Regions from separate parts of the Homo sapiens genome. Here all the other regions are linked to region 1. A link is a loop called in an ENCODE intact Hi-C map of the cell type or tissue named here. Cell type or tissue: mammary epithelial cell. All regions are shown on one strand.

The links. Hi-C counts contacts between places; a loop is a spot of excess contacts. Peaks named below come from ENCODE experiments on the same cell type or tissue, not always from the same donor. Only the 100,000 strongest peaks of a DNase experiment are listed, where the experiment ranks them.
Region 2: it touches region 1 in a loop (5-fold over the local background); 5 of 110 quality-filtered maps call a loop at or near these places.
Region 3: it touches region 1 in a loop (3-fold over the local background); 2 of 110 quality-filtered maps call a loop at or near these places.

Annotation. Positions count from the first base shown.
Region 1 is chr17:67,373,312-67,375,811 of GRCh38, forward strand. No RefSeq gene overlaps it. Among named protein-coding and RNA genes, the nearest start is that of PITPNC1, 2.7 kb to the right of the region's middle. RefSeq lists a silencer at 1,534-1,613. In mammary epithelial cell, a CTCF peak has its summit at 1,501 (motif pointing right); a DNase peak (open chromatin) is centred at 1,490; H3K27ac peaks cover 13 bases.
Region 2 is chr17:67,786,070-67,788,569 of GRCh38, forward strand. No RefSeq gene overlaps it. Among named protein-coding and RNA genes, the nearest start is that of BPTF, 38 kb to the right of the region's middle. In mammary epithelial cell, no CTCF peak of the experiment used is centred here; no DNase peak of the experiment used is centred here; H3K27me3 peaks cover 266 bases.
Region 3 is chr17:67,275,095-67,277,594 of GRCh38, forward strand. No RefSeq gene overlaps it. Among named protein-coding and RNA genes, the nearest start is that of HELZ, 31 kb to the left of the region's middle. In mammary epithelial cell, a CTCF peak has its summit at 1,179; no DNase peak of the experiment used is centred here.

The DNA of each region.
Region 1 (2,500 bases):
TGATATCATGCTGCTCCACAGAAGCCTGGGTGACAGAGTGAGACCCTGTCTCAAAAAAAAAAAAAAGAAAAAAAATGCAAGAATAACATTTGATTTTTAAAATGTTATAAAAAAGAGGCCATGTTGGCCGGGCACCGTGGGTCACGCCTGTAATCCCAGCACTCTGGGAGGCCGAGGCGGGTGGATCACCTGAGGTCAGGAGTTCGCGACCAGCTGGCCAACACGGTGAAACCCCGTCTCTACTAAAAATACAAATAATTAGCCGGGCGTGGTGGCGGATGCCTGTAATCCCAGCTACTTGGGAGGCTGAGGCAGGAGAATCGCATAAACCTGGGAGGCGTAGGTTGCAGTGAGCTGAGATCAAGCCATTGCACTCTAGCCTGGGTGACAGAGCAAGACTCCGGCTCAAAAAAAAAAAAACCAAAAAACAAAAAACAAAAAGAGGCCATGTCAAAAGCACATAGGAGCCAACCAGAAAGAGCTCCCAACAGCCAATGCTGGAACTGTCTGAGCAGCAAAATAAATAACATAATGTTGATTATAACTTGAAGTATAGAATAAATAAGCACAAATCCACACAGATATATATATATATATATATATATATATATATATATATATATTTGAATAAATATATATAGAGAAGGGACAAATCTTTTTTTTTTTTTTTTGAGATGGAGTCTTGTTCTGTCACCCAGGCTGGAGTGCAGTGGCATGATTTCGGCTCACTGCAACCTCCGCCTCCCAGATTCAAGCAATTCTCCTGCCTCAGCCTCCCAAGTAGCTGGGACTACAGGCGCGAGCCACCACGCCTAGCTACTTTTTGTATTTTTAGTAGAGACGGGGTTTCACCATATTGGCGAGGGTGGTCTCGAACTTCTGATCTCAAGTGATTCGCCCACTTCGGCCTCCCAAAGTGTTGGGATTACAGGCGTGAGCCACCATGCCCGGCCTTCATTTTTTAATCGTCAGAAATTCCTGTTAGTACACTTTTCTTTCAGAGGCTGTTTACAGAGGTGGGTCAAGACCTTATTAGTTTTTTCACACAGACATGGAGGATTAAAGAGATCATCAGAATGCCTCGAAGAGAATAGGTTGACAGTCTTCTTAGATTATCTTGGTGTGCCATACCCCCTCCTGCGTTTTGAGAACCCCTGCTTTCAGAGACTGTCACTTATCTGAGAACAGATGCTGTCACAGACATGCACAGCCTCATATTCTTTTCCTCTTTGTCTTATCATTCCTCTCTGGTAACTTTACTGTTTTGTTCCTCTTTTTGCCTTTTGTGTCCCACCCCCATTTAAAAAAATGTGATGATCAGCCACGGCAGATTGTACATTGTTAATGGAACATCATGACTGTCCATAATGATGATAGCAACAGCTTCAAGGCTCTTCGTAAGTAGATATTGCGACTTCATTGGTTGAGAAGAAACAAAGATACAATTCTTGCCAGACACTTGCTGAGGACAGGACTTAAAACCACAGTGCTTGGCCAGTAGATGGCGCGCCCCGCCCTCAGTGTGCATGACTTATGAATGAATATGCCCTCCCTATGCCCTGCACCAGCCCCTCCCGCCTCTGCTAGCCCCTCCAGCTCACTGCTATCAGAACCACTGTCTGAAGCGCAGATTGCCAAGGCCTGGCTTTAAAATGGTGTCATGGGGATTGAATTGGGGAGAGGGATTCTCTGTGAAGGCAACGGGTTGAACAGCAGAAGGGTTGAGCTAGAAAGGTGGCCGGGGAGGAGGGGCTTTTGCAGCCAACTGACTCGTCTCATTTGGCTGGAGTTGGGCTGGGAAGGGTAATGGACTAATGTGGGAAAGGTAGATCCAGAGCCTTGAACCTCCTACCAAAGCATTTTGACTTGCTCAGTAGGCCATAGAGAAGCCCTAAAAGGTTTTTATATATTTTTAAATTTTAGAGACAGGGTTTCAGCATGTTTCCCAGGCTGGTCTTGAACTCCTGGGCTCATGCGATCGGCCCACCTCCCCTCCCAAAGTGCTGGGATTACAGGGGTGAGCCACCGAGCCCAGCCAGGAATCACTAAAAGGTTTGAAGGTGGCAGGATGAGAGCTGTACTTGCACAAGATTAATATGACCAGGTTTGCGGATGCAATGAATGAAAAGAAAATGAGAATCCAATGGAGAAGTCACCTTACAACAGGAGGGGTGGGCTGGGCGCGGTGGCTCACACCTGTAATCCCAGCACTTTGGGAGGCCGAGGCCATCACCTGAGCTCAGGAGTTTGAGACCAGCCTGACCAACATGGTGAAACTCCATCTCTACTAAAAATACAAAATTAGCCAGGCGTGGTGGCCGGTGCCTGTAATCCCAGCTACTCCAGAGGCTGAGGCAGAAGACTTGCTTGAACCCGGGAGGTGGAGGTTGCAGTGAGCCGAGATCATGCCATTGCACTCCAGCCTGGGCAACAAGAGCGAAACTCCATCACAAACCAATAACAGCAACAAGACGGATGATGGAGGAAGCATATATGTGAC
Region 2 (2,500 bases), 410 kb after region 1:
CCATTAGGGCAGGGCTGCTAGCTGCTCTGGTACTGAAACCCCAGTTTAGCTAGGGGCTCTCAAAACAGACATATAAGAGCCATTCAATAAAAATAAATGTTTCTTGGCTGGGTGCAGAGACTCACGCCTGTAATATCAGCACTTTGAGAGGCCAAGATGGGCAGATCATGTGAGGCCAGGAGTTTGAGACCAGCCTGGCCAACATGGTGAAACCCTGTCTCTACTAAAAATCCAAAAATTAGCTGGGCGTGGTGGCGCATGCCTGTAATCTCAGCTACTCAGGAGACTGAGGCATGAGAATCGCTTGGACCCGGGGAGGCAGAGGTTGCAGTGAGCCAAGATGGCCCCACTGCACTCCAGCCTGGGCAACAGATCAAGACTCTGTCTCAATAAAAAAGAGAGAGAAGAAATGTTTCTCAAAAGAGGAATAACATAGCCATTCTAAAACAATACTGACTTGGAAGACTGGTGTGTGATTGAGACCTTAATTCTTGAAATAATATAGGGCCACATTGTTTTCATCCTTTTTAATTGATTGATTAATTAATTGTTTTTCTGAGACAGAGTGTCTGTCGCCAGGGCTAGAGTGCAGTGGCGCGATCTCAGCTCACTGCAACCTCCACCTGCTGGTTTCAAGCGATTCTCCTGCCTCAGTCTCCCGAGTAGCTGGGATTACAGGTGCCTGCCACTATGCCCAGCTAATTTTTTTGTATTTTTAGTAGAGACGGGGTTTCGCCATGTTGGCCAGGCTGGTCTCGAACTCCTGACCTCATGATTCACCTGCCTCAGCCTCCCAAAGTGCTGGGATTACAAATGTGAGCCACCATGCCTGCCGTTTTCACACCTTTCTTAAAGTGGCAGTAGCTTTCTTCATGTGAAGTTCTTTCTATTCAGAGGCTTTATATATAGGACAGATACTATTCTATATATAAAAAGTACAATTGCTTTTGCGCAAATTAAAAGAAAATGGTATATATACATAAACACATTTGTTGATATATGACAGGAAAGTTTCTGGAGGGATACATAAGCCATTGTTAGTTTTATTTTATACCTTTGTGTACTGTTTAAATTATTTTACCCTTAGTATGCCAGAAAAAGTCATCACTGTTGATCATCTGGGGCCAATAGAACCTTCAAATTTTAAAAATATTTCCTGTAAAGCAATTTACAATAGTAGGAATAAGGGATAGTGAAAAACAACTTTATTAGAAACTTTAACAAGAATGCTTTATCTCACTACTGGGTCAGTATATAAACATGGTGTTATTTTTCCTATGTTAAAACCTCTCTCTTGATCCATCCCACAAGCCCCTCCTATTTCTGCCCCCATTTCTCTGCTTTTATTTTTATTTATTTATTTATTTATTTTGTGAGAGGGGTTCTTGCTCTGTCACCCAGGCTGGAGTGCAGTGGTGTGATCATAGCTTGCTACAATCTCCATGTCCTCAGTTTAAGTGATCCTCCCACTTCAGCCTCCCAAATAGGTGGGACTACAAGTGCATGCCACCGCATGCTTGGGTAATTTAAAAAAAAAAAGTAGGCTGGGCACTCATCCCTGTAATCCCAGCACTTTGGGAGCCCAAGGCGGGCAGATCTCTTGAGTTCAGGAGTTCGAGAACAGGCTGGCCAACATGGTGAAACCCCACCTTTACTAAAAGTATAAAAATCAGCCAGGCATGGTGGGACACAACTGTAATCTCAGCTACTTGGGAGGCTGAGGCACGAGGCGGAGGTTGCAGTGAGCCCAGATTGCGCCACTGCACTCCAGCCTGGGCAACAGAGTGAGACTCCATCTAAAAAAAAAAAAAAAAATTATAGAGATAGGGTCTCACTATGTTTCCCAGGCTGGTCTGTTACTCCTGAACTCATGGGACCCTCCACCTTGTACTCTCAATCTCTGCTCCTCTTGAGAACAAAATCCCTTGAGAGAATTGTCAATACTCCCTCTTTCAATTTGTCTCCCTCATTCTCTCCTAAACCCCCTGTAATTAGGCTTTGTGTTCCCACCACTCTTCTGAAACTGCCCTTGTTCCAGTTGCCAAGGACTTTCATGTTGCTGATCCAATGGTCGTCTCAGTCTTTACTTGTCTTGAACTGTTGGTGGTATTTGACATGGTCGATCATTTTCTCCACCTATTTTCTTCATTTGGCTCCTCCAATTCTATTTCTTGCTAGTTTTCCTCCTACCTTGCTGGCCCCTCATTGTCAGTTTCTTTGGCTGGTTTCTCTTCATCTCCCAAACAGTGAATGTTGAAGAGTGCTGGGGTGTGGTCCTCGAACCTCTCCTCCATCTATAGTCACTTGCTTGTGATCTCATGCAGTTTCTTGGGTTTAAATATTATCTAGGTGGTAACTCTCAAACTTAATTTTCCAACCTGGATCATATCATCCCCACTGGATTCCAGGTTTGTATACCCAGCTGCCCTCTTGAACATCTTTTTTTTTTTTTTTTTTTTTTTTTTTTTTTTGAGATAAGGTCTGGCTCTGTCACTCAGGC
Region 3 (2,500 bases), 98 kb before region 1:
GAGACAGAGTTTCACCATATTGGTCAGGCTGGTCTCGAACTCCTGACCTCAGGTGATCCACCCACCTTGGCCTCTCAAAGTGCTGGGATTACAGACATCAGCCACCACGCCCAGACTTATTTTATTTTATTTATGTATTTATTTGAGACAGGGTCTTGCTCTGTTGCCCAGGGTGGAGTGCAGTGGTGCACCTCGGCTCACTGCAACCTCCGCCTCCCAGGTTCAAGTGATTCTCCTGCCTCAGCCTCCAGAGTAACTGGGACTACAGGCGTGCTCCACCACACCAGGCTAAATTTTTATATTTTTAGTAGAGACGGGGTTTCACCATATTGGCCAGGTTGGTCTCCAACTCCTGACCTCGTGATCTGCCTGCCTGGGCCCCCCAAAGTGCTGGGATTACAGGTGTGAGCCACCGCACCCAGCCTTATTTTATTTTATTTATGTATTTATTTGAGACAGGGTTTCACTCTGTTACCCAGGCTGGAGTGCAGCGGTGCAATCATGGTTCACTGCAACCTCTAGCTTCCAAGCTCAAGTGATCCTCCCACCTCAGCCTCCTAAGTAGCTGGGACTGTAGGCATGTGCCACCACACCCAGCTAATTTTTTTTTTTTTGAGAGGGAGTCTTGCTCTGTTGCCCAGGCTGGAGTGCAGTGGCACAATCTCGGCTCATTGCAACCTCTGCCTCCCAGGTTCAAGCAATTCTCCTTCCTCAGCCTCCCAAACAGCTGGGATGACAAGGATGTGCCAACACGCCCAGCTAATTTCTGTATTTTTAGTAGAGACGGGGTTTCACCATGTTGGCCAGGCTGGTCTTGAACTCCTGACATCAGGTGATCTGCCCACCTCAGTCTCCGAAAGTGCTGAGATTACAGGCGTGTGCCAGTGCACCCAGCCAGACCCAGATAATTTTTGTATTATTTGTAGAGATGGAGTTTCTCTCTTTCTCTTTTTTTTTATTTTTACCTTTCACCTTTTTATTGGCCTCCTGCTCCTCAAAGTGTACCCTGTTTCTTCTGGCTTAATGTCTCAGAACTTTGGTGTCGTTGGTCTCACACACCTCTTTACCATCCACTATCTGGGGGGTGGTGGTCTTATGGATGGTTTGCATGGAGTTGCTGCTGTCCAGGGCATCACAAAGATTGAAGTCCTCGTCGTCGTCTAGCAGGTGGCGATAGGTGGCGATCTCAGCCTCCTGATTGACCTTGATGTTTAGCAAGGACCCGTTCTCCTGGTCCTGGCGCTGCCCCTCTGCCTGGGAGATGGAGTTTTACAATGTTGCCCAGGGTGATCTCGAAATCCTGATCTCAAGTGATCCACCTGCCTCAGCCTCCCAAAGTGTTGGGATTACAGGCGTGAGCCACCATGCCCAGCTGCACTTTTTTTTTTTTTTTTTTTTGAGATAGTTTCTCTCTTGTTGCCCAGGCTGGAGTGCAATGGCTCAATCTTGGTTCACTGCAGCCTCCATCTGCCCAGTTCAAGCGATTCTCCTGCCTCATCCTCCCAAGTAGCTGGAACTACAGGTGTGCGCCACCACGCCCAGCTAATTTTTGTATTTTTAGTAGAGACAGGTTTCACCATGTTGGCCAGGATGGTCTCGATCTCTTGACCTCGTGATCTGCCTGCCTTGGCCTCCCAAAGTGCTGGGATTACACGTGTGAGCCACCGCGCCTGGCCCCAGCTAATTTTTTGTATTTTTAGTAGAGACGGGGTTTTGCCATGTTGGCCAGGCTGGTCTCGAACTCCTGGCCTCAGGTGATCCACCCACCTTGGCCTCCCAAAGGGCTGGTATTACAGGCGTGAGCCACCACTCCCAGCCCCAGCCACCCATTTTAAATAATCGTGAAAGTTTTAGGGATTCGACTATCATATAAATTCTGTGCTTCGTTTTGTGCAGGGCCCTCCCAAAAGTTATTTCCTCTTTTGGAAAGGATGTCACTACTGGCCACAGTACCCCTGGTATTTAAGTCAATGATGTTGTCCACCCATCCCAGTCTGTCTTTGTAGTGTGCCAGTTGGGATGACTCCATAGCTACGCACAGGCATCTGGTTACTTCCTTATGTCTTCTAGTGTAGCCATGCCCAAGCATTTACATATTGAAATTTTGTATCTTATTTACCTTATTTTATTATAAATTAAATGCCATTTATTTCTCCTTTATATTAGGTCATTGTATTGTGGAGTTTCATTTTTGGAATTATGTGCATAAGTGGGTTATTTTCTATATTAATTTCTTTTTTTATCTTCAACTTTTAAGTTCTGGGGTGCATGTGCAGGATGTTTAGGTTTGTTACATAGGTAAACATGTGCTACGCTGGTTTGCTGCACAGATCATCCCATCGTCTGGGTATTAAGCCCAGCATCCATTAACTGTTCTTCCTGATGCTCTCCCTCCCCCCTCAACCTCCCCGCTCCCATGAATTTCATTTCAGGAGAACAGAGAGAGTATTACAAAATGTTTGGTTAAAAGGAGGGTAATGGGCACGATCCAGTTGAAAAT